Linked DNA regions of Homo sapiens: region 1 is linked to region 2. A link is an interaction called in ENCODE POLR2A ChIA-PET data of the cell type or tissue named here. Cell type or tissue: GM12878. All regions are shown on one strand. Each heading gives the region's core, and the rest is flanking DNA. Links, peaks and the distances in the headings are about the cores only.

Region 1 (5,380 bases), core at 55-5,054, 130 kb after region 2:
GCCTCGCAGGTGCTCTGCTTCAGCTGCATCTGGATGGCGCTGAACTTTCGATGGATGATGCTCACCATGCGTTCCATCTCTTTGGGGGCCACGGGCCTGGTGCGGCTCTGCTCCCTCAGCAGGTTCATGACATGGGTCGTGAACTCATTACATGCCTGCTCATACTTCTCCAGTTCCGAGTGGTATATGTGACGGATCTGGGCAAGTTTGCTGCGATAGTCCGAGTGTTCGATGGAGTTGTCAGGGGACACGCCACCACCAGAGGCTGCAGCGGCTGCAGCTGCTGCTGCTGAGCCGCCCCCTTTCTCGGGCCCAGCCACACCCTCTGCCAGAAGCATGTTGTCCAAGCGCATCAGCTGTGGGTCCACCGGCTCCTCCTCCTGGGAGCTCCGAATGCTGAGGCCGGTTTTCTCCTTGATTTCACACAGGACGCTAAAGAGAGCAGGCTTCATTCGGTGGCAGTTTAGGGCGTGTTTCTTGGCCTGGGCCTCGTCCAGGCTCTGGTCGGTGATGGTCATTATCTGCTGCAGAATGTCCCCGATGTCTTGCTTCCCTCGGCCTCCCGGGAACCCCCCGCTACCCCCACCGGGGTCTCCGCCACCAGGAGGCTCGCCAGGGCCCCCAGGCTCCCCACTCACCAATCCCAGGCCCCCCCCGGGCCCCGCCTGGAGGAGGCGGCCCCAGTAGCCGTTAGTCCATAGCTGGGGGGGGGCCCTGAGGCCCCCTCCCTGCTCAGCCCCTCCCCCCGCTTGGTTACTTCTCCCCACAAACTCGCTGGGGCCGCTGCTCCCTCCGCCCCAACCCCCGCCCGTCTGCCCCCGGCTCTCGGCTCCCCCGGGGGTTCACCCCGGCACTGAAGGGAGACCTGGGATACCGGCTGGGCCCCCCACAGGAGACCCCGGCCCCCGGCGGCGGAGAAAATGGAGCCGGAGAGAGAGAGGAGGCCCAAGCGGGAGTGTGTGTCCACATTGACATTTTGTGTTGGTGGGTATGCAGACAAGTGTGTATGAGTACTTTTGTATATCCTGGGCAATAAAATTTCAAGATTTTGCTATTTTAAATTGCTGAATTGAAAAAATAGCTATTTCTGGGTCATATACCATATTTGCTTGGATATCATGAACCCTTTGTTAGCAGACAGATTTTCAGTGTATGGCCAGATTTAAAGGACTCTTTTTGGGTATTGGTGAATTTACACTGAGGATTTCATGTTCCACTGCAGGCACCTTCTTCTCTGACCTCTCTCTGACTTAAAGCTTTGTCCCCAGTCTCTCGCTGGGTCTCTTCCTCTTACTAGCACAAATGCCAGACTCTGCCCTAAAACTTTCCTTCAAAACTCCACATATTCTTATGTCCTCATAGTCTCCCAAGCTAATTGCAAGTTTCCTCAAAAAAAATTTCTGTCCTTAAAGACATAATGTATGACTGAAAACCCTTCAGACCCCCTATTCTCGACGTAGGAAAGGCACTTTATATCATGTAAGTCCTAGTAAGGCTGAAGCTACAAAAGAAGCCTATAAACTTTCCAAATTCATTCTTGCTTGTCATCTCAAAAATGCACCTGAGGGTGTGGTTGGTTTGTGCCTCTCCCCAGGCCCATTCTTGCCCCTCTCTGTGCAGCCTTGGAGACTGCCTCCACTGGACCACATCAACCTGGCTCCACTGCCAGCTGGCTCTTGGTTGGGTTTGGCCAAGACCGACCCCTCAAGGTGAGGCAGGAGGAAAAAGAAGAGAAGATGTTGCCTTCCTGCTCCCACCCTGCCCTGCAGCATGTTTTCTGGTAGCGACTACATCTCTCCCTGACTTCAGCTCCCACCAGACTGGAGTAAAGCACTTTGCAATGTTCTTCATCCCTTCAGGCCTGGGGTGGTAATGACTGCCACTGTTGCTAGTCTCTGGGTGCCTCAGCAACCCTGCTCGTTCTCTTAATCCTGTCCACACCCCTTAAGGAGCCTCTTCTTTGCAGTCTCTTGAACTATGTGAATTGGATTGGTTTTTGCTAAGACCTTAACTGATAACAGAGCTCTGATAAAAATACAACAATTTTATGTAAATCCTAATTCTTCTCATTTTTAAACAAAAATAGGATATTTGCCTATACATATATAGTCTCAGAGGTTAAAAAAAGAAGCTTATGTTAAAATTTTTAATTTAGAATCCCACAAATTTAATCCACTTTAGCAAACTCCCTGGTCCCTCACCTTTGCTCCTCTCTCTGCCTGGAAATTCCCTAGATCTCCTCATGGCTGACTTTTTCTTGTCATTCAGACCTCAAAGTAATGGTTACCCATTTAGAGAAGGCTTTAAGTAGCCACCCACCTTCTCCCTCAGCATTTGAATTTAATCCTGTACACAACACCTTTTACTATTTGATATTCTTGCTATTTGTTTGTTTGTGTGCCCTGTCCCATGCTGGGACATGCGCCCTATGACAGCTGAGACTTTGTCCATCTTCTTCACTGCTCTGTCCTCAGCACTTGGCAACTACTTGGCAACATAGTAGGTGCTCAAAACCTATGTTGAGTGAATTAATGAATGAGTTGGCATTTTACAAGAGATAAATGAAATAAATTACTGTCCTTGTTCTCACAGAACTCACAAATGAAAGAAATTTATAGTAGAAGAAAGCATCATAATAGAAGAACACACAGACTCCCACATCTAGCCATGGCAAACTACTTTATGGCAGTGCAAACATCCCAGTGAACAAACCACAAAGGTGTGATAAAATGGAAAACAAACAAACAAAAACAAAAACAACCTGTTTTGAAGACATTGGAAACTCAAGGAAGCCAGGATTTTCAGGGCCAGGAGTCCAGAGTGAAGAGAAACTCACTGAGGTGAGCCCAAATCACTACTTTTCTCTTCAGAGCATTTTCTGATTCATATGCAGCATGTGTGGAAGGACTGAGAAGCCAAGTAGAAAGCAGCTGCTAAGAAGCAAAAAAAAAAAAAAAAAAAAAAGCAGAACAGAACTTTCACCACCTAACAGGGCTAGGAGTCCAGGGCCAGCAAGACAATCAGAACTTAAAGGGTCAAGATCCAGGAGAGAAAGGAAGCAGAAAGAAATGAGCCCAACCATGTGGGCAAACATTTTTCCCCTTGAGGCATTTACTGATTGATAAGAAGCACCTATAGAGAGGCATATAGTGGCTTCTGAGACTATAAGAAACTGGGCAGGACTATCAGCAGTGTTACAGTGCTGGAATAGTTTTTAAGTTTTCCCTGGAAAAAGAAAGTATCATTCATAATCTCTGCTATTTTATATATATATTTGGCATTCGATAAAATGTTAACAAACATATCAAGAGATATGACCAAGAAATTTTTTAAAAGATTATAGAAATAGACTCTCTAGAAATCCAAGGAGTTATATAAATACCTTAAAATCCTATGATTGATAAGCTGATAAAAATAGATAAGATTGAAAAAAAGTAACCAGAAAATTAGAATCTACAAAAAAGAAATCAAATGAAAAATCTAAACTGATATTACAAACTAAGAACTCAATAAATAGACTTAACAGAAGATTAGACACAGCTGGAAAAGGGACTAGCAATTTGGAAGATAAAACAATGGAAATTACTCAGAATGAAGCACAGAGAAAAAAGATAGAAAAAAATATAGGAGACCTATGGCACCTAGTAGAAAAATTTAACATATATGGAATTAGAGTCCAAAAGAGGAGGGAAAGACAGGAGGCAAAGCAATATGTGATAATGACCAAGAATTTTTCAAAGCTGACAAAAAAACGTCAAGCCACAGATTCAAGAAGCCCTTCAATCCCCATGAAGATAAACAGAAAGAAAAACGTGCCAACACACATCATGGAAATCTGCTGGAAACCAAATACAAAGAGAAAAAACTTAAAGATAAATACAAAATAATGTTTGCTTCAGAGAACTGGATAAAGATTCACAAAGAAGGCAACAATTCATTTATTCAACAAGAATTCACTGGGCACTTAATAAGCATCTATCACCAACTTGAGTCTTTAAAGAAACAAAGATATAAATTGCATTATCTCTGTTGTCTAGCAGTTCAAGTTTCATGTGTAAGAGAGATAGAAATGTAAACAAATTCTGCATAAAGCCTGCCAAAACGGATTTTTTTTTAACTGCAAAGGAAGAATGACGCTTGGAGCAGGCAGGTGTGAGGGGGCACAGAGAAGCTGCAGAATATTTGCATGTTGTCTTGCTAAAGTTTCTAGGCATTAAACAACCCAAGCAACAGCACAAAGGAATGAAATTGGACATCTCATCGAGCAATCGTGAGTTGTCTCTTGGGGTTCAGCATGGGGAGATGACAGGGAGTTGCAGAAAATGAGGCTGAAGAGTAAAGTTGGAAACAGATTCAGTAGGCAGTTGGGACTTACCACAAGTTTTTTCAGTAGGAAAGGGACATCACCAAGTCATTCTTTAGGAAGAGCACTCTGGGGCAACTTCAAGGGTACTCTTGAGAGGAAATCGATAGCAGCCCATGAGACCAACTAGACAGCTACTTGTCATGGTCCAGGCAAGCAAGAGAGAGTACGGCCTGAACTAGGGCAACAAAAATAGAAGTGACTACATGAGAGGGTATTCTCTAGACATTTCAAAGCCAGAATCAACAGGACTTAGCAGCCATTGCTTGTAGGAGACAGAAAAATAAGTCCAAGTTGACTTGGGTGTGTGGAGGATGTCACAATGATGTTAACACAAGGATAATATCATGAGGCTTGTTGCGTTAGAAACATCAATAGAACATTTCTGAAATGTCCATCAGGGAGCTGGAAAGTCCAGTTTAGAGCCCAGATGCAAAATTAGGAGCTGATACCAAGCTGTGAGGGCAAAGGAGAGAATGAGGCAGCCTGTGGCCTGGCAGAGCAAGAACTGAATAAAGACCAGTGACCCTGAAGTTAACACATCTCAGGAAATACAGATTATCCCAACAAAATAGTCTTAGGTTACTCATTCTGAGACTTGTGAAAATATTTTAATTAAAAAGAAATCATTAGGATGCGCATTACACAGGAAAACTGTTTGAGAAACAGATCTATTACCCTTTGTATTTTATGTTGTCCTGAAGCCTTTTGCTAAGCTGCATCCCAATTTTTTCTGCTTATACAGCAGAAACACTAATGATATGAGCTGTAGTTAAAAAGCACTTTCCAAGTCTGCTACTTGAAAACTTCAGTATGAATAATGTCAGAGGCATGGGGGAGGTGGTTAAAGGCTATGTCTCTGCTGTGTTTTTAAAATAATGCACATCAAATAAAGAAGAAACACCACTTAAAACTGAGATTAAATTTCCATTACATTAACCAATTACTTTGATTTAAGTATCTATGTATATATACACATATACATACACTGTCTGTATGTGCCAAGTGGGAAATTTT
Region 2 (5,380 bases), core at 108-5,107:
ATGTTTTGGCTGGTCCTGAGCCAGTTCATGTGAAAAGTGCAAACTTAAATTAAAAAATAAATCACTTAAAAAGTGAGCCAGATCCATTGCCCAGTCAGAGCTCCATGAGTGAAAACAGCAACATAGACGAGGGTGGTTTTTAGGAAGCAACAGGATTTCATGGGACAGAGACTTTTTTTTTCCCTCTCACTCTCACCCTTGGGAAAAGCTCAAAATTTCCAACCACCAGGCACATAACCAGATGCCCCATGGAGAGACCTAGTGGGAATTCACGTGGACCAGACCCAGGGAATTGCTGAGAACATTTCTTCCTTCTTTCCAACCTTTTCTTTTAAGGGAATGACTAGATATCCCCACAAGACCACTTGAGATACAGGGAAACAAAAGGTTAAGAAAATGCCCCTTTAAAGGAACATCTGCGAATTCACCCTAGAGTACAGAAACATGAGAAGAAAGGGTCTGGAAATCCTACACTCAACTAGGAAGAGAGGAAACCCTTATCCTTGCTAAATAAAAACTACTGAGAAATCATGAAACCAAGCCTGAGTCAGGTGTCCAGGGTTTGAGAAAAATGGAGACATACTTGGAAAAAAATCATCTGGTGACCCCAAATGAACCTTTTTTTTTTTTTTTTGCTTTTCTGTTTATTTTTATGATAAATTACTCAAAGAATAATTGCAAAGCACAATCATAAAGGTACGCTGTGGTGTTTCCTTAGCCAAGAAAGAAATAATGTAATACTGTGGAGGACCTGGCTTTGATTCCTACCATCTGCCTATCCCATTATATGACCCTAGGCAAGTCATTCCACCTTCCCAAGCCTCAGACTGTTCATGTGTAAGGAGGGTTTACCTTTGAATTAGAGGAACTTTAGAAATAATCTAAGAATCCTTGATTTATGTATTTAGGGTTGGAAGTAGAGACTCTTTGATATGAATGGAACTTGAGGTCCAAATAGAATCTTAGCAAGCCTAGGGAGGAAGAAGCTGCTTTGAAAAGAACATGAAGACCTTGCTCATGTGTATAAATGTCACGGAGTTGGCTGAAATAGACTTAGAGCTGGTAAGCTCTTTAGAGATTTCCTGCAATCTCCATGTTTTATGGGGGGAAAACTGAGCCTAAGAGAAGCTGAAGTGACTTACAAAAGATCACCAGATACACTTCAGTGTCAAAGTAAAAATTCAGGTGTCTTTCTGGAAGAGGCCAAGCAAGCCAGGGGAAGCCAGGCCAAACCTCAGAAATAATCCCCACCACCAGTATACTGAACGTTTACCCTGGGCCAGGCACTGTGCTCAGTGCTATTGATGATTTGGCCATTTAACCCCCAGAACTCAATTATGGGTATTATTATCACCATGGCGAGCTTCACAGTCATGAGTCTTGAGCAGTTACCTAGAGACCCCCATTCAGAAGGGCCCCATGCTTAGTTTAATGCTCTGTGGCCACCATCTTGAAATCCTTAATTTTTTTTTTTTTGAGACAGAGTCTCGCTCTGTCGCCCAGGCTGGAGTGCAGTGGTGCGATCTCGGCTCACTGCAAGCTCCACCTCCTGGGTTCATGCCATTCTCCTGCCTCAGCCTCCCAAGTAGCTGGGACTACAGGTGCCCGCCACCATGCCCGGCTAATTTTTTGTATTTTTAGTAGAGACGGGGTTTCACCGTGTTAGCCAGGATGGTCTCGATCTCCTGGCCTCGTGATCCGCCCGCCTCGGCCTCCCAAAGTGCTAGGATTACAGGCGTGAGCCACCACGCCTGGCTGAAATCCTTAATTTTTAAACAAGGGGTCCCCATTTTCATTTTTCACTGACCCCTATAAATTATGTAGCTGATTCTCATCTCCATTTTATATACGTGTCAATAGAGGCCTAGAAAGTTAAATTGCTCATTCTTGGTCCCAGCCACTCACCAAAATGGAGATACAGAAACAGAATCAGTGGTCAGGGTGAAGGTGGAGGCAGACACACTGCTCAGCTACCATAGTGGTTAAGTGGATGCTGTGGTTTCAAAACCCCTTTGGGATTTCCCTTCTTCTGATGGCCTCATGCCTGTGTGCTCATGGGTCACATGGCAAAGTAGAGTGATCAACCATCCAGGTTTTTCCAGGATTGTAGAGAATCCTGGGAATCCCCTTTCAGTGGTAAAGTCAGGAAAGTTCCTAGCAAACTGGGTTGATTTGGTTAGCCTACTGCTGAGTCACAGGCATGGGGCTGGAGGCTTCTTAGTCTTATCTGTTTTCCATGTCCTGTATCTAGTGGGTTGCATGTAGGTCCTTAAAGGCAGGGCTCACCCAGAGGTCAGGCTGGAGACCTTGATCCAGGAAGAAAGTGGGTAAGCAGCCAACTGGCTATCATTGCAAGGCTGAGGACCAGGAAACAGAGGCCAGAGGGACCAGTCAGCCTGGGAACAGAAAGGCTGCAGGGCCTATTCAGAGACCGAAGCCAGGCTAGAGAAAATGTGGGTGCAGACAGACAACAGCAGAAAGCAATAGGCAGAGGCAAAGACCCAGCCTGCAGGCTCAAGGCATCTACAGCTTACTCTGTGACCTAGGCAAGTTACTACACTTTGCGAGCCTAAATGTACTCATTTGAAAAATAAGAATTGCATTAAGATCATTGTCAAGAGATCATATGTGCAGAATTCAGTATGGCCATGTCAATTTCTGTTTAAATCCATAAATATTTACAGAGGTCTATTATAAGCCAGTCACTGTGGGACAGATTAGAGATACCTCCTGCTCTCATGGGATTAACCAGTGGTGTGCTGGTAAGTGTTTAACAACCATCTATTTGGAGAAAAAGTAAGAACTGCTTTGTAGCATATGCCAGTTTCCATGGTATAAACATTGCCCCCATAGCTAATATCAATCTGCCAACATAGAGGCACCGAATACAGTATTGGGATGAGTTGTACATCATCTTCTCTGCAGAGCCTAAACCAGGCAATCACTGAGCTAACCCTCTATTAGAAAGAACAGACAAACTATGGCACCATAAGTTTCATAGACAAGGACACAGAGAGAAAAACAGAGCAATGTGTCTCGGACAGAGAGTGGGGAGGACCTCCCTGAGAAAGTGAGATTTTCACTGAGACCTGAAGGATGCATATACAAACTACAGTAAGGAAATAGCATGTGTACAGGCCAGGAGGAAAGAAAGAAGAGAAAAGCATGTTTGAGAAAAGCCTAGAACAGGGAAAGACAGGGCTGAGAAGAGAAAATACCAGAGAGTGTAGGAGTGAGTTTGCCATATTCTAGAGTTGCATTTTCTGCTAAGGAAGCCATAGGCATATCTATTTTTTAGAACCATCACTCTGACTGAAATGTGGAGAATGTGTTGAGGGACAAGAGGGCAAGCGGGGAGATCAGGTGATGGCAGGATTCCAAGCAGGAGGTGCTGCTGACCTGGGTCAGGTTTTATGTATTTGTTTAACAGGCATTTATTGAGCTTGTGTCATGTACCTATCACTGTGCCAGGCCCTGGTGATTCATCAAAAAGAACATTGTCCTAGCCTTCATGGAGCTTACAGGCAAGACATGTTTTTAAAGATATAAGAATAAACTCAAGTGCTTACTACATGCCAGGCACAGTACTTAACACTTTGCATGCATTATCTCATTTAATTCTCCCAGCAGTTCTAGAGGATAGATTCAAATGTTACCTTTGGTTGAGACAGTAGGTGGAAAACTGAAAGCAGACAGGTTCACAGTACAGGCATCTGCCCTGGCTTTCAGTGCTTTCTATGAGGCGAGCCTGTGGTGGCAGGAAGGTGTGTGGATTTGAGAATAAGGGCAGAAAGGGCCAGGTCCTCTGGGGAGGCCTCAACCTTCTGCCAACAAACCTCTGCTTTCCTGTCCAGTGCCCCCATTATGTTCCCCACTGCCTCCCTGATGGTGCATTAGCATTGTACCAGTCCAGGAAGAAAGGTTAGATTAGAACGATAAGGAGAATAATGTTCATATTTGTCAGTCTCACATTTTAGAGGGTTTTTTTTTTAAAGAAATTCCATTTTTATGATTTTTCAGGTCATACAAGGGGGAAAAAATCAAATGTTCATAATCTGCTTAAACTGTCAATTAGAATATCCCGCAAGGAAATTGTTAGACCGTTTTGTCCATTGGCAAATAAATACAAATTTGATGAATAGCAAGCATTCTTTTCCATCACTTGACAGCTGAGAAATTGAGACAAGCCAGGAAAGAAGCTGAGGAGACAGTTCTGTAACTCAAGCCGTGTTTCCAGCCAGCCCACTTCTGGCCAAAGACACACCCCTTGTTATCTTCAGTCATTTCTTTTTTAATGAGGTGATGGGCAGTTAGTTTTGGTGAGGGGCTTTAAATAGAATTGATCTTCATTAAACAGATCTGTCAAATCTGCCAAAAGACTTCCTTGAGACCATTCCACATGATAGTATTTGTGTTTTCATAGGCAGCCTCTTCTGTAGACTCTCTCTTCCTGTCAACTCACTTCCAGCACAGCATCCCTGTATAAAGACGTTGAAACCCCAGTGGTTGTGAATTTTTAACAAAGCAACAATATTGCCTTTGGGACTTTAAGGTCAGAGAGACCTAGTTCAAATCCTCAAGTCCTAGTTGCCACCACTTATGAACTGTGTGACTCTGGGACATTTCCTTCTCTGTGCCTGTTCCTCAGCTATGAAACGGTATCATCTACCTTCTATCACTGTCAAGGAGAATGAATGTGGTAGCGAACATCAAGGGCTTAGCACTCAGCATGTCCATTCCCATCAGCAGCAGCTGATCTAACCAAGTGACTGCGATTCAGTGAGGGGGTTAAGAGGAGGGAACACGAGTCACCTGCTAGAACATAACGAAGAAATGCTTAATACAGCTTCTCGAAAAGTTGCCCTCAACCCTCCCTTTCTCAGCCTACCCAGATGCCCCATATCAGTTGGCATTTAAGATTCTTGAGCAAACAGATATTGATATAGAAGTTGTGATTTTGCCTTATCACTCCCTTAGTAGATGGAAGGGAATCATTTTCTCAATCCCAGAAATTAATAATAATGTTGATATCTGGTTCACGTTCAGATATCAGAATATAAAAGTACTCTCCAGAGTTATTATTCATAGACCCAAATTAATTGTTGACCCTGAGTTATAAACACCAGCAGGAGGAGCTAGGCTGCAGAAAAGTGTATAGGGGTGCTGAGCCCTAAGGGTGGTGGTGCTCATCACCTGGGCTTGCAGGTAAACAGAGCCATGTGTCAAGACTGAAGCATTTAATACCACTGGACTTAAGTCGTAATAGGAAATGGGAGGGTGTTAAACCAGCCTTTAGGAAAACTAATACAAGATGGATTTTGAATGTCTGAGGGAACATTTTTGGAAGAGTCATTATTAAACTTCAAAGAGAATCAGCCTT

What was found. Peaks named below come from ENCODE experiments on the same cell type or tissue, not always from the same donor. Only the 100,000 strongest peaks of a DNase experiment are listed, where the experiment ranks them.
Region 1: POLR2A ChIA-PET joins it to region 2 with 6 read pairs; 4 of 35 experiments call an interaction of 5 or more read pairs at or near these places.

The regions. Positions count from the first base shown.
Region 1 is chr3:143,171,645-143,177,024 of GRCh38, reverse strand. It overlaps the pseudogene PBX2P1. Among named protein-coding and RNA genes, the nearest start is that of CHST2, 55 kb to the right of the region's middle. In GM12878, for the core only: no CTCF peak of the experiment used is centred there; no DNase peak of the experiment used is centred there; H3K27ac peaks cover 18 bases.
Region 2 is chr3:143,304,672-143,310,051 of GRCh38, reverse strand. The region is part of intron 14 of SLC9A9 (solute carrier family 9 member A9); the gene reads left to right. Among named protein-coding and RNA genes, the nearest start is that of SLC9A9-AS1, 35 kb to the left of the region's middle. In GM12878, for the core only: no CTCF peak of the experiment used is centred there; DNase peaks (open chromatin) are centred at 2,001 and 2,242.